Regions from separate parts of the Homo sapiens genome. Here region 1 is linked to region 2. Evidence: chromatin loops called from intact Hi-C (ENCODE). Cell type or tissue: B cell. All regions are shown on one strand. Links, peaks and the distances in the headings refer to the core of each region. The heading gives the core; the rest is flanking DNA. Region 1 overlaps LINC00158 (long intergenic non-protein coding RNA 158). Region 2 has its middle 350 kb from the start of LINC01689.

Region 1 (10,629 bases), core at 1,363-9,362, 1.4 Mb after region 2:
ATCCAATGCCGATGCTCCAGAAAAGCCTTTAACAAAAGTCAGAGGTCCATGGTAAGGTACCAGGTGAAAACTCCATCAGATGATATCTGTACAGAGCTAGTCAAATCCTGCATAGACCTGGTTGTCACAGAAGTATATGGAATAAAAGGTGGTACTGTGTCCAATACAGTCCTCCTCTAGTATTACACAGTCTGTGGCATGCCTTCTCTCTTGCTCTTTTTTTAATATCTTAGCATTTAATATCTGCAAAAAAAGTGAATTATTTGATAAACACCCTAAAACATGTTAATCATATTTAGATTTAAAAATGTGGCATCAGTGTGAAATAGTGCATTCAGCCCTCTGTATGAGGAGACAAACAGTGATGCCTGCCCAAGAATGCAGAGAGCAGAGACACAGCTGCACTGTCTCAGCACGCTCCGCAACCTTCAGGAAGAAAGATTCCAATCACAGCATATTATTTAAAAGTATTCTAACATAATATTTAGACATATCACATGCAAGCTTTTTCCCCCTTTAAACTATTCTCTAAATTTGGCCAAACAAAGTATTTGACACAAAAATCCTGGCAAAGTGCAGGGGTCCCTGCAGGACTGTGTGGCAAACCCTCTGACATTCTTTTGCCTTGGCAGATAAGTCAAAACAAGGACAATCTAAAAAGAGGCCATTCCCTCCCCCAATTAGCAATTCAAGGGTTAGAACTGAAATAGTGCAAAGGAAACAGACACGTACATACTCAAACACGCCCTACCCCGGCAACTCTCATAGCTGACAATGGCTGGATTTCATAACAAGCAATGATTTAATGATAACTTTGCTATTTTTTAAAAAATCAAGTAGAATACTCAAGCACGGATATTTCCCTTCAATATAAGACAAAAAGCAGCAGTCTGGCATGGCTTCTCTTAAGTCCCAAGTGTTACAGAGGCCTCTTCAATCTCCAACCAACCCCGGTGTCTACAGGGGCATAGTATAAAGGATTGATGGGCCAGTCCCTGATGCTGTCATCAACCTGAGGCCATAACTAATATCCACCATCAATCTTCTTCATCATCTATTTTCAGTTTGCCTTGACCAGTATTTTGGCAGCTCGAGGCTTTTCTGGTTGGATAACCCAGACCTTCATCCTTGAGAAACCTTAGTTTTTATTTGTCTCATCTTGGTTGGGCCAAGGTTGCTCAATTTCTCATTTATAGTTGTCAATGAACATGGAGGCATCCAAAGATAACCCAGTGAATTTCCAAATTCCAGAGCTACTCCTACCAGATACCATGATGCAACATCAGTCCTCATGCAATAATCAGACTCAATTATCCTACCAATATAGAACACCCCCTTTTTGCCTACTGATCCTCTGATTTGGGGATTCAAGAGTGACCAGGGGTAGAGTAGCTTCATTCACTGGAACTCTTACTGTGTCCTCCCATAGGTGTGTTATACCCATGAGAAACCAGACATTTTATTCTGGAAGATCCTAAGGCTGTGAAGATGAATATTCTCCCAAAGTGTATCACTGGAAGTGATAGTGAAAAAGGCCAATCCCACTTCCATCCCTTGGTTCCCAGACCCCAGTTTTCTAGCCATGAGCAAAACAAAAGCAGCATATATTGGCCATTTTTCTCTGAAATCAGAACCTAAGACAAAAGCTCATATTCCATGCCCAAAATGTTTTCATCAACACAAACTGAAACTGTACCCGTTAAACCATAACTCTCATTACCCCTCTCCGAAGCCCTTCGTAGACTATTCTACTTCCTAGCTCTGTGAATTTGACTTCTAGGTGCTTCATAGAAGTATAATCACACATTTTTTTCTGACTTCTATTCAACATAATATTAGAAGTTCTAAAAAAGGAAATAAAATTGGAAATGAAGAATTAAATTTATCTCTGTTCACAGATGATAGGATTATATATTTAGAAAACCCTGAAAAATCCACACAAAAAACTGTTGAGTAGTGATAATTACATAATAATGTGAGTGTACTTAATGCCACTGAATTGTACACTTAAAAATGGTTAGAATAGTAGATTTTACATGATGTCTATTTTACCACTACTTAAAAAGAAAACCAAACTGGTTTTGGTTTTTCTTAAGAATTGAGAAAAATGCCAGCCCAGTAGTCATTAGCCAGCGTCAGAGGTTGTATGTAAAGAGCACACGTGGCCTAGCAGCTCTGTTTGAGGATGTAACACCTGATAAACTAATGGCTACGTGAGTGCAGGCAAGGGACGGAACGTTTTAACTCCAAGAGTCAGGAAATCCATCATGAAGGTATCATATGCTTGAGACCTTGAGGACAGAAGGGATTTCCACAGTGGAAGGAGATTACTCCAGGCTTTCCAACTGCAGATGCAAAGACATTGTCTCTTCCACCTTGAGAATACTGAAATCTTCTTTATTTGATTATCTTTTGGACCTACTCTGAATAGCTGCTAAGGTAATTTTCATTCTTTTTTTTTTTTTTTTTTTTTTTTGAGACAGAGTCTCGCTCTGTCGCCCAGGCTGGAGTGCAGTCACTGCAACATAAGCCTCCCGGATTCACACCATTCTCCTGCCTCAGTCTCCTGAGTAGCTGGGACTACAGGCACCCGCCACCATGCCCGGCTGATTCTTTGTATTTTTTAGTAGAGACGGGGTTTCACCGTGTTAGCCAGGATGGTCTCGATCTTCTGACCTCGTGATCCCCCCGCCTTGGCCTCCCAAAGGGCTGGGATTACAGGCGTGAGCCATCGCGCCCGGCTGGTAATTTTCATTCTTATAATTGCTGACTAGTTGAGAAGAAGAGGTCCCAAACTACAGAGAAGAAAGGAAGAAAGATGTGTCCAGTGAAATCCAGGGTCCCCCCGCTCCCATTCAAGGCCATCTGAAAGTATCTCCCCCTGCTTTTCAAGTTCATCGAATATGTTTAAGAAACCTGGAATTTCCAAGTCCATCAGCCTATTGAAACAAAACAGCTATAACTATAAAATTTAGATCCTTTTAAGATTTTCAATCCTTAGAATTAAAGATATTTATTACAAAATATAGTTGTATTAAATCATATATGTCAAAATATTACAAACGTGTATTTCATATTAGATAACTATCAACAACACAAAATTTCCTATCATTTTTCCTAGTGCTCCATTTTTTCAGACCTTTTCTTAATCTATTTTCTTGTCTGAGACCAAATACAAATGAATCAAAAGCCATTTCAGTGTTACATATTGGGTTTCCACGCATCCCTGTAGCATCTTTATCAGTAGCCTTGCGCAGAGTACACACTTTTGTACCTCCTTCTTATTAGCAACTTCATTTTTTCATAGTACAGAAAAGAATTCATATAACCCCATCAGGTTCCTTACATGGACCCAAGTTAAAACGCATCATCTCAATGTCAGTCTCTTGGCTGTCTGCAGGGTAATATGGTGAATTGCTGCCTGTGCTGTAATTTTGTCAGCTCTTTAGTAAATTACAGTCAAGGATAAAGAGGACAGAGCTGCCTACTGACAAACAACATTCTTTATTCTCCTTTTTCTACAATGTACTGAATAATACCTTAGAGCGTAAGTCATCATATACCCTATATAACAAATGTATAATTACAACACATGAAGCCCAAAAAATGAGCTTCAAAGAATATCACGTTTTTTTTTAAACAGGAAGTGGAAAGATGTTTCAGAAGAGTGAGCACAGGTTTTAGACTCTGAAATCTTTTAGCAGCATGATGCTTTTGAACATCTGATCTAGGTTTTGATTCTGCTAGCTACATGTATATTTTAGCCTTTGGTCTTGCATTAAAACACCAGTTGCAAATAATGTTAGAAAAATGGGGAATAGAGGAAGGAATATTTTTATTTACTTTATTTTTAAAATTCTGCATATATAAAGAACGTTGCTTGTGGCATCCCTGACTCTTTGCAACAACCTTATAAAGTCGTCATTATTAGCCTCATGTTACAGCAGAAGCTGTGAGTTGCTGCCAAAGTTGCTTACTATCAACCTCTGAAGAGATGAAACAGAGAGTCATACAAGATCTGTTTAAATCCAACAGCCTTTGACACTTTAAACTTCAGAACACATTGGATTTACACGTGTAAAATTGCCTTAGAGTTTGTAATTTCATGAAAGCAAAAATTCAACTTTTCCTTAAGAACAAATTTAGCATGTATGCCTTGAAACTGGCTTATTAAATAATATGAAAATGTTCATTGTGGCTATTTGGCCTCCTAATGCTTAGTTTTATTTAGCAAACATCAAAACAAAATATGTATTAATCCAAAGCAAATATATTTTATTTAATTGGATTATTAATAGTTCACTAACATCATACTGTAGGTATTTTTCTTTTCTATAAATGTTTTATATTCCAGTCTATTCAAAACCTTACGAACCAAATCCTTTAAAGGACGTAAGTCACACATATTTTCAAACCAACAAAATAGTAAAATTCAGGGAACATTAGATGGAATAGGGAAGATGAAATAAAGAAGCAACTAAGAGATTTACAAGAATGGAGTTCTTCTGCCACCTTGTGGTTGTTCTGTGTTATAACCTAGAGCTACATTAAAATATTCAGGGAATTCTTCAGCCAGAGTCTCTTTAGCCAGGTGTGGCGCGTGGCTGAGCTCTGGTCAATGGAATGTGGCCTTGGTCTTTATTGACTGTGGTTATCGTGTTTCCATTTTTTTCTTCCTGAATATCATAGCTAATTTTGGTATTGGCGACGACCGCTTTCTTAAACTTTCTCTTCTGCTGGGTTTAGATTTTTCTCTCCTTGTTTTTCTCCTATGAAACAAATAAGCATTACTAGATTTCATCAAAGATCATCACTTCATCACATCAAAGATTTCACTTCACTCTAGCCAAACTGGCCTCCCTGATTCTCCTGCAACACCTCACACATGGTCCCCTTAGGGTCTTCTACAACTTAACATCCCTGGCTGCAACACTTTCCTCTGATACCATATGGGACCTACTCCACCTCTTTCAAGTCTTTGTTCAAATGTTTGTTTTTCAATGACCACCATATTTAGAAATGCAACTTCTGCTAACAAACTCCTTATTATTTTTATCTTACTTTATTTTTTACTGCAGTTATTCTAACATACTACATAATTTTAATACTTATTGTGTTTATTGTCTTTTTTACCATAGAATATAAAATCCATGAGGGCAAGGGAGTTTGTTTACTTCACTGCTGTGTGCTCTGAAACAAACAAACAAAAAAAACTGCCTGGCACATTGTAGGCGCTCAAAAAATATTTGTCCAATTACCGAATGAAAGAATTATAACTCCTTCTGTTGGCTAAAGCAACCTACGGGACAGTGTTTAGCCTCACAAGTATTCAGACACACAAATTAACACAAAGTATCATTTTTTTCTACAATATTAATTAGTCAATTTATGTGACCTTTAAATATAATTTCTAAAGCAAGCGAGAATTCAGTGGATTACATACCCACATGTTTTTGTTAAATTATTTGTAGTTATTTTTAAGTCAGTTTGCATAGTCATTAAAATTTTATAACCTTTGACCCAGTAATCCCAATTTAGGACATGTATTGCAATGAAAAAAATCCAAAACAAAGAAACATGTAGGTTCCATGTGGCCATTTACTGCAGTATTGTTAATAATGATAATAAGCTGAAAGAAACTACATGTTTAATAATAAAAATAATAAATTAAATTAGGTTAACTCTATGCAGTGAACTATTTTGCAACCATTATAATCATAAGGACTGTCCTAGAACCTGAAAAATCATTTATGGAACATGCTATATTACAGTGAAATTTTAAACTATGTAATTACACAGTTTTTACATGTATATAGGAAAAGATTACAAGGAATGTGCAAAACTTAGAATTCTTACACATGGGCAATAAATTAAATCTTACTGTTGCCTTCATTTCCCAAATGTTCCAATTTATCACCAGAGTTTTTGCAACTCTTTAGTATTTGAAAGGAAAAATAATTGTCTTATTCTCAAGTGCTTAACCTTCACCTGAAGTGAATTTGTTCTAAGTTCCAAAAAGCGATTATTACTTGCTTTCATTGTATTCATCAAGAACAATTTACATCTCTGTGGAAATAGCTTTAGTTAGAGTCATTAGTTAGATTTAGTTAAAGTCTTTAGTTAGATTTACTTACATGAAATGAGACATTTATCCAATAAATTCAGGCTGAATTTAACATTAATTCAAGAATTAAAGTGCTCTTCGTTTTTAAATGTGTCTGTTCCACCTAACTACCTGCATGGGTTTAGCTTATAATTGGTTCTATGGATATGACTAGGTCCATCATCCTGTCACATTTGAATAAATAGGACTGTCTATAACCGTCTCTGTTTTACACACATCTGTGCCCATCAGTTCATAGCACATTCCCCAAAAATTAATGGGAAACAGCCAGGAGAACAGGGGGTTAGACAAAGGAACTCAAGGCTTGAAGTGACCTCCTCAAAAACTGGCTTCCCCCGCCCTTGATAGCTGAACTGACCTTCAGCCCTAACCAGATCTTGTTTCCTATCATCTTGCTTCATCTCTCCTTCCCTACCAGCTCTCACTCAGGCCAGCCTTTAGCTTATGTCTGATGTGGCCTGACTTACTGTTGAGACAGGTTTTTTTCCCAGGTGCCTTGCTTAGCAAAGATTTTGGTTGTGTGGATTTTGCTGTGTTTGGATTTTGGCTATGCCCTAGTCCTACTGTTGTAGGATTTTCTCCTTAGTTCACCTAAAAGCCAGGTCCTTGTCACACAGCCATGAAATATTAGGCTCACAGACACTTTAAAGGGTGAGAAAAATGGAATTTATGGGGCAAAAAGGAAAAAATGGGAAACGGACTCAGCAGAGAGAGAGTCCTGCTATACATGCTTCCCTCCTCACAGATTGAATCCCGGTTTCCACCCGGGAAGAGGAGGGGTCAGCCTCCTCCCCACTGCAAACGGTGCAAACTTCTGTGGCTCCACCCCAGTGCTCACTCTTCCCAGTGTGCAGGCTGCCTGAAGCTTCTCTGTGGACCCCTTTCCACTTGGCTGTCTCACTACCCTTACTGATCACTATGAGAGGTAGCGCCCTCCCTTGCATTGTCTCCCGTGTGCGTAACTCTCTGCCACCTGCCACTCCCAAACTGACAGTGTAGGGATTAACTTTTTGGGTCATACTATTAACTCCTCAGTGTGAAATGAAGTCAGACCAACCATTCATTGATTCTCTTCCTTGTAAAGCTAAAGATTCACACGATAAAAACAAACAAAAACAAAAGACAAAGAACCTAAACTCTCTGTATGGGCCCTCTAAAGACCCTCCCTAGTGGGAACATTTCACTCCTCACCCCACTGTCAGGTTTGCCGCATGGCTTACTTTGGATTAAAAAAGGTGAGCAAACTTTATATTCTACATCCAACAGAAGCTTTCGGAGCCATCACATCACCCTTCCATTGCTTTGTATTCCCTCTGCCAAAGACTAACAATATCCTAAATAAGGGCTGCTTCTTCCACTGAAGTCCAGAAATGAATCAGAGCAACTGTCCTGCAATGAAATTTAAAAAGAAAACAAAAAACAAAAAAAAACAGAAAACCAAAACCAAAACCAAACCAAACAAACAAAAAAACTGTGTTATTATAGATTACTAAAATTTTTGGAGTCATATGTTACCACACATAACTCAGCCAACACTGCCTAATAAATCATATTTCTCCCTAACAACACTTAAGGAGACAGCATGTTATAGTGGGCTCACTGGCTACCTGTGTAACCTTGGACAAGTTACCTAATCTCACTGCACCATCTGTAGCATTGAGATAATACCTACTTCGTCAGGCTGTTGTAATACATAAATGAGTATATAATAAATGCTTAATAAATGTTAGCTGCTGCATATTACAGTTATTCTTCAACAGCATTGATTTTATCCTAATCCTGTGTATTCAGTATCCAGCAGAGTGTCCAAATCCTATAGTACTCCATCTAGGTAAATTTTCCAAATGTCTTTAATTGACTATTTCCTTTTGGTTAGTCTCCTCATATGGCCCCTTTCATCGGCTTCCTTTTGCCATCAGTTTTTTCTCTTTTCCCTTTAAACTAGCAAAGACTTTATAACATATATTTAAACAGGATCCAAATACCTTTGATATGGTTTGGCTGTGTCCCCATCCAAATCTTATCTTGAATTGTAACTTCCATAATCCCCACATGCCAAGGGAGGGACCCAGTGGGAGGTAATTTAATCATGGTCGTGGATTTTTCCCGTGCTGTTCTCCTGATAGTGAATACATCTCACGAGATCCGATGGTTTTATAAAAGGCAGTTCCCCTGCACACGCTCTGTTGCCTGCCACCATGTAAGATGTGCCTTTGCTCCTCCTTCGCTTTCCGCCATGATCGTGAGGCATTACAGTTCCACAGCCATGTGGAATTGTGAGTCCATTAAACCTCTTTTTTTAAGAAAATTACCCAGTCTCAGGTATTTCTTCATAGCAGTATGAAAATGGACTAACACAACCTTCAGAATATTCAGCTCATCTTCACTTAATTCTCTGAATTTTGTACTTTCATATATTTCAACCTGTTCTTTGCCTTAAACCAAACTCCAAATAAATAATTTTATGTACCAAAATTTCTGCTCAAAGAACATTCTAGGACATAGTATGCTCAATTTGTAAATACTTAGAAATACCTTAAAAGGTCACAAGTTATGGTGGCAGAGTCTCAAGGAAAACCCTTTTTAGAAACCATTCTTTTCTACTTTCATGTTCTTAAGGGTGGGGAATAATCTTCTTTTCTGTTTTCTCTACATGAGACAATTATACAAAAAGACAACCTTTGTTTCTTAGAAATCCTATAACTTTTGTGTCTTTAGTTTCTTTATAGCCTTCTATTTTTCCCACACAAAACAACTTTAATCATCTGTGACACTGATTTTTATGGCAACCCATTTTCCTGGATTCTATAAACAGAGACACAGGCTTTAAATTACCAAAATCACACTGTTCAAAAACACCTCATTTTTCAAGGCAAGAAAATAAAATAAAAAGTTCTTTCTCAAAGTCAAAACAATTCTTTTCTGCTCAGCTTTCTAGATGCCTAAGGGCTTTTTGGTTGTTATTATTCCCTGACTTTCTAGCTATCCACCTGACCTTCAGCTTCTCTGTCAATCCAATTGGTTCATTATTTCCTTGCCAAAATCATCTTCTTAAAATTTAAATTTGATCATTTTACTTTCTGGGAAAAAAACCTCCATATGCTCTCCAATAGCAATAGAACAAAGGCCAAATTACTTTGCATAATCCTAATCACTATCCATTTCTTTCCTAATGCCCCTTCTTCACCACATTCCTGTGATGTCATCTACTTCCCCTTCTCTGGCCTTATCCCACAGCTCCTTTCCAGTCTCCTCCTCTTCATTCTAGACCTATGAATGTAGACATGCTCCACAAGTACATTTTCAACCTTCTGCTTTTCTCTCTGGATATCCTCTTCCCAGAGAGCTCAAATGTTCCCAAGTTGTCCCTGATAATACCTCCAAACACCACCTTGAGCAGTGCTACCCAACAGAAATACGTCAGCTGCAAACAAAAACTACACATTTTTAAATTTTCCAGTAGCCACATTTAAAAAGTAAGGAGAAGCTGATGAACTTATTTTAATCATATATTTTATTTAACTGAATATATTCAAAATATTATGATTTCAACATGTAGCTAATATTCTTAAATTGACATATTTTACATTTTTTAACTGTCTTGGAAATGGATGTACATTACACTTACAGTATATCCCAGTTAGGATTAGCCACATTTTGTTAGCCACAGTCTTCAATGGCCACATGTGCCCAATGGCTACCATATTCAACAGTGCAGATCTAATGCTCTAAACACTTTCTCAAAGTATGCCTTTGGTAACCCACTCAACATCTACCCAAGAATGCCCTCCCAGCACTTCAACCTCCAGGTCTAAAACAAAATACATTTCCCTCCTACATTTCCTAGTGCCTCACAAAAGCACCAGCTCCCCTTCCTGACTTCCTTGTAGCTACCAGTAGGCCCAAAAATATACCGATATTTGGGTTCTATAACTATTGAAATATTGAGGAAGCAGAAGGAATCTTTCAGGTCATCCTATCCAACCTCTAGGATTTTCCTCTACAGAGTGGTTTCTAACATATGGCTAAAGCTTCTGTGAGCCTCCTGATATTGTAGGCAAAATGTCCATACCTGGATTTTTCTGGCAAAAATGTATCTTTAGCTTTAAACAAGAGTTTAAACACCATGACCCAGGCTCAGCTCTGCCTCTTCTCTCTTCTGTAACGGCCACACCCAATTTATTACCAAATCCTGATCACTCAACTTTCCTGATCTCTCTAATGCAAACCTACTTCTCCCTTCCCACTGCCACTGACTTAGAATTATGTGCATATTTCTTGGAGTGCTTTAGCTACGAGAGCAAGAGACTCTGCCAGGGATCAACAGGGCCAGTCTGCTATTAGCAAAAGAGCAGCTATAGCATAATCACACATGAATACCCATAATAGATTCAGCTAGGCCGAAAAGATTAGAAAACAGAATCAAAACCAGGGCAGCAGGAAGATGAACTCTGACTAGTGCTGCAAGCCAGACTGTACCAAGGGATGTCTCAGCCATTGAAGAG
Region 2 (10,629 bases), core at 1,527-9,526:
TAGGCAGTAAATGAACGTGAGCTTACATTTGCTGCGATAAATTTCTAATTTCTGTTGAGGCATAGCCATTTCAGTATCACGTTAAGGGAGAGAGAGAAAAAGAATGCTATTACAGATATAACTTTTTTCTCAGGATTTTTTGAAAATCAAGATGATGATTTAGCTAAACTTACACATGTATAGATTTTTTTCCCCTCTGCTGTTATTTTGTTTAAGCAACAAAGGCAACACTCAAAATTTAAGAAGGTTTGTATGCCTTCCAGACATATACTCGTACCTTCACAAGTACACAGGCCCACACACTGTTTAAGTAAACACTGACCACTGACGATGGGGCTAATTGACTTTACATAATGAAAGAATCAATATAATGTTTGATTTTCCTAAAGTTAATAGTGTGTTACTTATGATCATCTTAGTTCACTTTTACATGGCCATTTAGAATTTTAAACACAGCCATATATGCCAGGTTTTGCAGAAAACCTATCTGTTGGTATTAAGAATGGTAATTGATTTGTTCTAGCAGATTTAGCCTTTGATACAGCATTTTCAACCATTAACCATCAAATAATTCATTATCCACTGTCAAGTTGTATTAATGCTTTTCACTGGCTCTCTTGAATTGTTCCATTACCAAAAAGTAATTGATAGAACTGCATACAGCTGTCCTGTCATCCATCTGAACTGACCTAATCATGACCGTTTATCACAACCAGTGCCAAATACCTTGAGGATCTTTTCAAAATGATAGCAATGGGTGTTCAACCTTTAATGTTCAGGGATTGTGCAAGTCTGTGTTTGATCAAGATTGTAAACACCTATTGGGAATTGCTATTTGTAGATGGTTGTAATATTAAATATATTAATATTAAAAATGTGTGTGCTCTTGAGCCAAACATATAAGGAGAAAACTTATATTGAATTTATGTGCTGTGGAGTCCATAAGTCATTTCTTTTTAAGGGAGTGGTCAAATTTTTGTTATTATTATAATTAACAATTGTCATCAAGGCAATTGTCATCAAGGCAAGGTATCAAGTTCAAGCCCCAGCTGAGATCTGAGGGTAGTGGGTAGATGAGGGGTAGGGAGTGGGAAGAACACTGACGAGACAGCAGGTAGATGGGACATGGCTTTATTCAGCAGCTCACTCACACTGTGGGTGTTTGCATTTATGCACCTGGCAAACAACAGTGGCTACAAGCCAGGTGATGAGCCCTCCCATACTATGGCTACATAGCTGTGATTATATAATGCACAGAGTTGTGTGCCTGGAGTCCAATCTCGTTGAGTCACACAGGATGTTTATCTTGGCCTATGCCTGCCTGGCTGCAGTGCAGCCATGTTCCTTACACTCCACCCCCTAGGCCAAGGTAGTCCTCTTTGTGGGGACCTGTGCACACAGGGCAGTACCCTGGACCCAGAGGCCACAGCAACAATACAGAGAGCAACAACCTACTACCAATATTCCTACTGTGCTACCTATGATTATGAGAACCCAACATAGGCCAGAGCCCAGAGATGCCCACCATCTCTGCAGGGGGTTGTCAGTAAGGCACTCAACCACCTTAATCTCCTGTGACATCCCTTGTAAATCTGCTGTTGTGTTCTGCTGGTTGTCAGGGATGAATGTACAACACTGTATGCCTACAAGGGAACATAGTAACATCTTGGGCAGCTGTTACTATGTCTAAGGCCATCCAGTTTTGCAGCACCACCTTCCTGATCTGATCAACCTCATCGGTTAACAAAAGGAGGGTAACTTGGGTGTAATTCAGGGCCCAAGCTGTGTGCACTGCAAGGGCTGTAACCTGCATTTCTACATGAATAACACCTGCTCCTGGGATAGTTATTGCTAAGGGGTAGAGCCACCAGAGGGCCCGCTGCACTTACAAAAACCAGGAACGTAGCGCCTTCCAGTTATGTGGATGACAAGGCGATGTGGAAAGCACAGTGGCAGGCACATGGGCCACCCCCAGCAACAATATCCAGTCCAGTTGGCTGGCAGACATGGCCATCCTGTGTTCCCAAATACCCATAAACTCCCAGGGGGCACAAAGTCCATTGGGGCTTGGGCTTGGTAAGGAGACACATATTATGTTTGCACAGGCTGCAGCGGGCAACAATCCCACAGTGACTTCACCGCAGTGTTGCTCTATATATACATCATGGTACCTGCAATGAGAGTACCATGTGCTCTCTCATTAGCCAGCACCACCCATCATGGACACTATAAGTCAGCCGGGGGCAGGCCTGTCATGGGTTTTGCAATGCCCCCTATCCAAAGCTCACCATGTTGCATTCCAACCACTGTCTGTGGGACCCCAAGTTTCTAGCCATGTCTAGTAGTTCTTTTTAGAAGTTGGATGTACATTCCAGGGCAAGCCATCCACAGCTGCTGCTGGAAGGGCAGTGCAGATCCAACAGCTGGAGACATTGGTCACCTGGGCATAGGTGTGGGCCCAGTCCACAATGGTGTTGGAGCATGTCAACCTACGGCCGGAACCGCAAAGGAGGCACAAGTATTAACAGGGGTAAGTCATGTCCCTCAGGCAAAATACGGGCCAAATTTTCATCTCTGGAAAACAACGCAGCCTCCAAGGACTTCTTCTGCGACAGCTTATCAGATCCCTGTGTTTTTTTAGGGTCTTGTAACTGTGCCAAAGTCACAGGGGAGCTCATGTTAGACCACACAGGCAGTACACATGTCCCCCGGAGGAGGGTCCCTTCCCTGGCTGTTCCCCTATGAATGGTTAATCGTGAGGACCACACATTAAATACCCAAGGAGTAACATGTAAGTCATACTGCAGGCCCTCCCCTCTGGGGGCTATGTCAGCCAACCATCAGCAATGGGGGGCTTGGAGGGCCAACACCAGGTTTTCTGTTCTGCATTTGAGGCATTGGGGCAGGCAACAACAGATTACCATTTGTCCCCATAACTGGTCGGTGGAAGTCATCCTTGGTTTGTATCTGTAGCTGGATGGGGGCAGCGGCCCAGTGTCAGTGCCTCCACTGTAGCTGTGCCACCTTTCCATGGCTGCTCATTCAAGTTTTGGAGCGCCAGGTCCAACCTGGAACTCCAGCACCACAAAGACTGGGGAGTAAGAGTAACATGCAAAAGTAAACCATTCTTCAGGAGTCCACTATATCGCTCAATCATGCCAGCGGCTTGTGGGTTATAAGGAACGTGGAACCCCCATTGTATGTCCATCCGCTGTGCCCACTGTTGTACCTGCTGTCCAGTGAAATGTGTTCCCGTCACTTTCAATGGCCAGGGAATGGCTGTATAAGGCACCTAAGTGTTACAAGTCTCGAATGGTGTGTTGCTGGTCAGCCACCCTGCTAAGGTAAGCAAACAACAGGCTGGTGGCTGTGTCTACAGCTGTCAGTGCATGCGTGTAGCCCTGTGATTTTGGCAGTGGTCCAATGTAATCTATTTGCCATCTTGTCAAGGGCATCTGCCCTACACTCACTTGTTGTGTTACACTGAGCAGTGTCTCCATTACACTTGAGTGCATGACGGGCACTTCTCGCAGGCCTCCCAAAAGTCCCGCGAGGGCAAAGACAGACCCCAGCACCTATTGACCTGCCGCATCAGCTTATCTCCCACATGTCTCAGTTTCCTGTGTAGCCACAAGGCCGCATCTCATGTAGATGCCGACTCTAACCAATGGACCTTGACCAAGACATCTGCCTCATCATTACTGGAGGTGGTCAAAGGCATATGACCCTACACATGGTAGACAGTTATAAGGTCTTGCCACATGGTTTGCCCCAAATGGGCCAATGGCCTACAAGCCAATTCTGTAACTTCCAGGTAGTTAACCATAAGGTTAAGCCTCAATAGACTGCTCAACTATCAGTGCAGTTTACCATAGGCATCTGCTCTTTGGTGATCACCATCCACACTGCCCTGAGTTCAGCCCATTGGCAGCTTGGTCCACACCCAGTATCAAACCATACATGTCAATACTAGGCTGGACTGCTGTTGCATTCAAGGCAGCAGTAGTGTCCCAGCTGGACCCATCTGTATAACGTGCCCCATCAGGAATGGGGGGTGCCCTTCCTTAAACGGTGATGGCTCAGGGTCTAGGAGTGCCTCAGGCCCTGTGGCCTTGTCTTGCATTAGGACTACAGGCCCAGTGACCTCTTGTAACTCTGCTGCTAAAGGACTTATACTCTGTGAACTTTGCTGCTCCAATTTAGGTGCCCCACTTTGCTAAAGTGGATGTCTATGCCATCCCAGGGTTGGGGGTCATTACCCATGAGCACACCCCCCCCCCCCGCTATTGGGTAAGCCATCCATAGGATGACCATAGCCCATCCCTTCATGCTCTTGGCTTACAGGCCTGAAGTGTGGCATATGCAGCAGCTAATTGCTTCTCTATCAATGAATATCGGAGCTCCGCTCCTTTCCACAGCTAGGACCAAAAACCTACTGGCATTCTAAAGTGCTCTCTGTGCTGCCATAAGCCCCAGCCAAAACCATCTGTAGTCACATGTACATCAAGTTCAAATGGGCGTCCCTGATCAATCACTTGTAAGGCCTGTGCTTGCTGAATAGCCCACTTGGCTGACAGAAAGTCTGTCTCAGCCTCATCATCCCACTCCCAGGTAGCCCCCTTTTTTGGTCAACCAGTACAATGGTTTTATCATTTGAGCCAAATGGGGCATGAATGGCCAAAAGGCCTACAAAAAGTCTTTAGGTGTAGGCACCTCAAGGGGCCTACAAAGGACTGCAGCTGTCTCACCATGGTGGGTTGGGGGTATGCCTGGATTTTATTAATGATGGCCTCTGTTAAGGCCTTCATCTTACCTGATCAAATAACTCCTAAGAATTTGGCAGACAATCCAGGCCCTTGGACTCTGGATTTGTTGATGGCACAACTGCATACTGCCAAATGTTGCCACAAGAGGGGCGCCGCCACTTCTAAATGTGCAAGAGAATAAGAGGTTAACATAATATCATCAATATAATGGAACAGGTGGACCTCTTTTGGACATTTCCAGGTGGCTAAATCCATGGCCACAAGACCATGATAAACAGTGGGGCTATGTACATAGCCCTGTGGCAGCACAGTGAAAGTCCATTGTTGTCCTTCCCATGTGAAGGCAAATTGTTGCTGGCTCTCTGGAGCAATGTCAATGGAAAATAATGCATTAGCCAAATCTACAACATAGTGGTACTGTTCCAGTTCCATTGTCAAGTGGTCCATCAAATCCACAATGGAAGGTACAGCTGCACACAGAAGGGGTGTTACTTTATTCAGTTCCGAACAATCCACTGTCATCTGTCAAGTCCCATCAGGCTTTCTGACTGGCCATACCAGGGAACTGTAGGGGATATTGGTGTTATGCACTATTTGCACCTCCCCTAACTTCTTAATAGGTTCAGTTACCTCCATATATCCCCCTGGCAAATGGTATTGACGAGTGGAGGTAACCTGTCAGGGTTGTGGCAGAACTTGGGGCCGGTGATATGTATGTCCATGCAGTACCGGCTTTACTACAGGGACTTGAGTCTGAATTCTCTGACCATGGTGTACAAGTCCAGACCATGCAAAATGTCCATCCCCAATATACATTCAGGTACGGAAGAGACATACACAGTGTATGGTGGAGGAGCCAAGTGGCCAATGCCAAGATGCAGAGACACAGGTTTCACCATCACTGACTGGCCCACATAAACATCAATAAATGCAGCTCTGCCCAGAAACTTATCTGGGTTCCCATAAAAAAGATTGCAGTCTGCACCAGTATTTACCAGCGCTAGGACCCATCGTACATTAGTGGCAGACCAGTGGATTGCCAACTCCACGTATGGCCTTCAGTTGCCTGGTTCCCCCGCAACCCAGGTACCTTGGCCAGTTTCCTAATCAAACAGGAAAGGCTTCGTATCTAAGCCAGTCTGCAAATAGTCCTTGAGCTGAAGCGTCTGGGTGGGACTGGGTTGAGCAACATTGTTTTGCCCCCTCTTGGGTATTTTCCAGAATTGTTGCTCTGGGGACAATTGCCTCCAGAGCCAACAGCATTCTGTTGGGATGTCTGTCAATTTTCACTGGAGCAACACAGCTGAAATTAAATCAGTCCACATCTTCATGCGGTTCACCCACTGGAGCCCTCTCTTATCTCGGGGGGTGGGTACCTGTAGATGGAGCATCTTCCTCTTCTTTATGGCACAATTCCCTGGTCCTGTTGATGGCCTTCTGCCTCCTCGAGGGCTACCATAGTAGTAGTCACTTCATATATGCGACACCCCACATACGGGGTGAGGACAGCAGCCAGAGAGGCAAAAGCACTTAGGTGCACTTAGCCCAGAACAAGATTCCTCATATAAGAGACAAAACATTCATCATCTGGCCCCCAGGTATTCAGATCAAACATGGCCTGCCATATACCCAGCCCCTGGAGTACCTGCACCAAATCGGTATGCCACTGCCATCTACTGACAGTTTCTGGTATTTCACTGTCATCAGCCACTCAATCAGTGTGGTCACCTTGCCCCTGTGTTCACCAGCTGTAGCTGCTGAGGAAGGGAGGGGTAAGTTGTAATAGAAACCAGCTTCTCCACCTCAGAGGTGGAGCAGGAAATGCTGTCAGCTCCTTCATCCGAAAGACGAGTAACCAGGCAGGAAGGGGCTCCCCCAAAAGCTGCCCACATTGCTTGCCTAACTCCCGCAGCTCAGTGAGGGTATAAGCACTATAGGAAGTGTGTTCCACCACAGTAGGGGGGCCCTGAGCCCGCTCCTGAGGTCCCATTGGCTGCTCATGTTCTACCTTCTGACAGATCACAGGGCGAGCCTGCAGCGGGGAGCCTCCTGCTCCTCAGCATTAGACTGAACGGGGCAGTTCCCTGCCTGGAGAACAGGCTCAAGGTCACAGTGACGGCTGTCTCACTGTTTCCTGCCATATTGTTATTTGTTTTGTGGTTGTTTCTTCTTTCTTTCCTTTATTCTTTGTTTCCTGTTCCAGGCTGCTTTTCTGGGCCTCTAAATGCCCTGTTTGCACCTGGAGGTCCTTACCCACAGTTTTTGCTCCAAGCTGTGCATTTGAGCCCCCAGGCGCACAGCTTGCACCTGGAGGTCTCTTACCGGCGCAGTGTCCCTTAGGGACTGAACATGTACTTTCTGCAGTGCAGTCAGAAACGCTTATCTGACTCTGCTGGTGAAGGCGAATTCCTTCTCGTGCTGTGTGCTTCCAGCTGCTTCAGTGCTTTCTCCACACCCACAAGGGACCCATCCACAGCCTCCCACACTTACCCTGGAGCGCAGTGGAGCATCACTGCCAACGGGTACCTTATGTGCATACATGACAGGTTTAATCCATGTTGTTGCAAATGACAGGATCTCATTTGATTTTATGGCTAAGTAGTACTCCATTCTGTATAAGTACCACATTTTCTTTAACCATTTATCTGTTGATTGACACTTAGGTTGTTCCCAAATCTTGGCTATTGTGAATAGTGCTGCAGTAAACATGAGAGTACGTACATCTCTTTGATATATGAATCTCATTTCTTTTGTGTATATACCAAGCAGTGGGATTTCTAGGCCATATGTTAGCTCTAGTTTAAATTTTTTGAGAAACACCCATACTGTACTCTACAGTAGTTGAACTAACTTACCTTCCCACCAATAATGTACAAAGGTTCCCTTTTCTCCACATCCTCACCAGCATTTGTTATTGCTTGACTTTTGGATAAAAGGCATTTTAACTGGGGTGAGATGATATCTCACTGTAATTTTGGTTTGTATTTCTCTGATGATCAATGATGTTGAGTACATTTTCATATACCTTTTTGCCACTTTTATGTTTTCTTTTGACAAATGTCTATTCAGATCTTCTGCCCATTTTTCAATCAGATTATTAGATTATTTCCTATTGAGTTGTTTGTGACCCTTGTGTATTCTGGTTATTAATTCCTTGTCAGATGGATAGTATACAAATATTTTCTCCCTTTCTTTGGGTTGTCTCTTCACCTTGATGATTGTTTTCTTTGCTGTGAAGAAGCTGTTTAATTTGATGTGACCCAATTTGTCCATTTTTGCTTTGATTGCTCGTGCTTGCTTGATATAGCTCAAGAAATATTTGACCTGTCCAAGGGCCTGGAGAGTTTCCTCAGTGTTTCACTGTAGTAGTTTCACAGTGTCAGGGCTTAGGTTTAAGTCTTTAATCCATTTTGATTTGACTTTGTATACGGTGAGAGATGTGGGCATGCTTTCATTCTTCTGCATATAGATATACAGTTTTCCCGACACGATTTACTGAAGAGACTGTCCTTTTCGCAGCATATGTTCTAGATGCCATTATGAAAAATGAATTCACTGTAGATGTATGGATTTATTTCTGAGTTCTCTATTCTGTTTCATTGGTCTATGTGTCTGTTTTTATGCCAGCACTATGCTTTTTTTTTTTTTTTTTTTTTTTGGTTACTATAGCTCTATAGTATAATTTGAAGTCAGGTAATGTGATTCCTCCAGTTTTGTTGTTTTTGCTGAGAACAAACTCAGATCATTTATGGTTCCATAAAAACTGTAGGATTGTTTTTGTCAATTTCTATGAAGCATGATGTTGATATTTTGATAGGGATTTAATTGAATCTGTAGATTGCTTTGGGAAGTATAGAAATTTTAAAAATATAAATTCTTCCAATCCATGAACATGGAATATCTTTCCATTATTTTGTTCCCTCTTCAACTTATTTCATCAATGTTGTATAGTTTTCATTATAGAGATTTTTCACTTATTTGGTTAATTTCTAGGTATTTTATTTTTTATTTGTAGTAATTGTAAATGCAATTGCTTTCTTGATTTCTTTCTCAGATTATTTGCTGTTGGCATATAGAAATGCTTCTAATTTTTGTACATTGATTTTGTATCCTGCAACTATACTGAATTTGTTTATCAGTTCTAACTGTTTTTTAGTGGAATCTTTTAGTTTTCCCAAGTGTAAGAATATATCATCAGCAAACAAAGATAATTTGACTGCTTTCATTCCAATTTGGATGACCTTTATTTCTTTCTCTTGTCTGATTGCTCTAGCTAGGACTTCCAGTACTATGTTGAATACCAGTGGTAAAAGTGGGCACCCTTATATTGTTCCAGTTCTTAGAGACAAGGCTTTAAGTTTTTCCTCATTCAATATGATACTAGCTGTGGGTCTGTCATATATGGCTTTTCTTGTGTTGAGGTATATTCCTTCTATACTCAGTTTTTGAGGGTTTTTATTATGAAAGGATGTTGAATTTATCAAACAGTTTTTCAGCATCAATCAAAATTGTCATAAGGTTTTTGTCCTTATTCTGTTGATACGATGTATCACATTGATTGATTTGCATATGTTAAACCATTCTTGCATCCCTTGGATAAATTGCACTTGGCTATGAATAATGATATTTTTAATGTGCTACTGAATTTTGTTTGCTAGTATTTTCTTGAAAATTTTTGCATCAATGTTCATGAGGGAGATTGCCTGTGGTTTTCTTTTTTTGATGTCTCATTGTCAGATTTTGGCATCAGGGTAATACTAGCCTCTTTGAATGTGTTCAGAAGTATTCCTTCCTCATCTATTTTTTGAAATAGTTTGAATAGGATTGTTATTTGTTCTTCTTCAAATGTTTGTTAAAATTCAGCAGTGAGGCCATCAGGCCCCAGGATTTTCTTTGATGGGATACTTTTTATTATGGCTTCAATCTCATTACTTGTTATTAGTCTGTTTAGGTCTTAAATCCTTCATGTTTCAATTGTGGTAAATTGTATGTGTCTATGAATTTATCTATTTCTTCTACATTTTTTAATTTATTGGAATATAGTTGCTTCATAGTAGCCTTTAATGATTATTTGGATGGTTCTAGTGTCTCCTTCTTTTATCTCTGAAATTATTTACTTAGGTCTTCTCTCTTTTTTTCTTAGATAGTCTGGGTAAAAATGTGCTGATTTTGTTTTCTTCAAAAAACCAAGCTTTTGCTTCATTAATCTTTTGTATGTTTTTGTTTCAATTTCATTTATTTCTGCTCTTATCTCTGTTATTCATTTCCTTTTACTAAACTTGGATTTAATTTGTTCTTAACTTTCTAGATCTTTAAGATGACGAGTTAGGTTGTTTATTTGAGACATTTTTTTAACTTTTTATGTTGTAGGATTTACAGCTATAAACTTTTTTCTTAGTAGTGCTTTTGCCTTATCCCATAGGTTTTGGTATGTTGTGTTTTCGTTATCATTTGTTTCAATAAATGTTTAAATATTCTCCTTAATTTCTTCATTAACCCACTCGCCCTTCAGGAGCATATTGTTAAATTTCCATGTGTTTGTGTAGTTTCCAGAGACTCTTTTATTACTATTTTGTACTTTTATTTCATTGTGTTCAATTTTATTAGAAAAGATATCTGATAAAATTTCAAATTTTTAAGTTTAAAAAAAATTATTTTGTAACCTGATATATGGTCTATCCTTGAGAATTATCCATATGCTGAGTAGAAGAATGAGTATTCCGAAGCCATTGGATCAAATGTTCTGTGAGCATCTATTGGGTCCATTTGGTCTACAGTGCAGATTAGGTCTGATGTTTCTTTGTGATTTTCTGTCTGAATAATGTATCCAATGCTGGAAGTGGTGTGTTGAAATCTCCAGCTA

What was found. Hi-C counts contacts between places; a loop is a spot of excess contacts. Peaks named below come from ENCODE experiments on the same cell type or tissue, not always from the same donor. Only the 100,000 strongest peaks of a DNase experiment are listed, where the experiment ranks them.
Region 1: it touches region 2 in a loop (4-fold over the local background); 2 of 110 quality-filtered maps call a loop at or near these places.

What each region holds. Positions count from the first base shown.
Region 1 is chr21:25,381,570-25,392,198 of GRCh38, forward strand. It overlaps LINC00158 (long intergenic non-protein coding RNA 158), which reads right to left. Exons shown (of 5, transcript NR_024027.2): 5 at 4,251-4,769. Among named protein-coding and RNA genes, the nearest start is that of LINC00158, 45 kb to the right of the region's middle. In B cell, for the core only: CTCF peaks have their summits at 4,530 (motif pointing left) and 4,737; a DNase peak (open chromatin) is centred at 4,502.
Region 2 is chr21:23,962,367-23,972,995 of GRCh38, forward strand. No RefSeq gene overlaps it. Among named protein-coding and RNA genes, the nearest start is that of LINC01689, 350 kb to the right of the region's middle. In B cell, for the core only: CTCF peaks have their summits at 6,446 (motif pointing left) and 6,647; a DNase peak (open chromatin) is centred at 6,485; H3K4me3 peaks cover 790 bases; H3K27ac peaks cover 827 bases.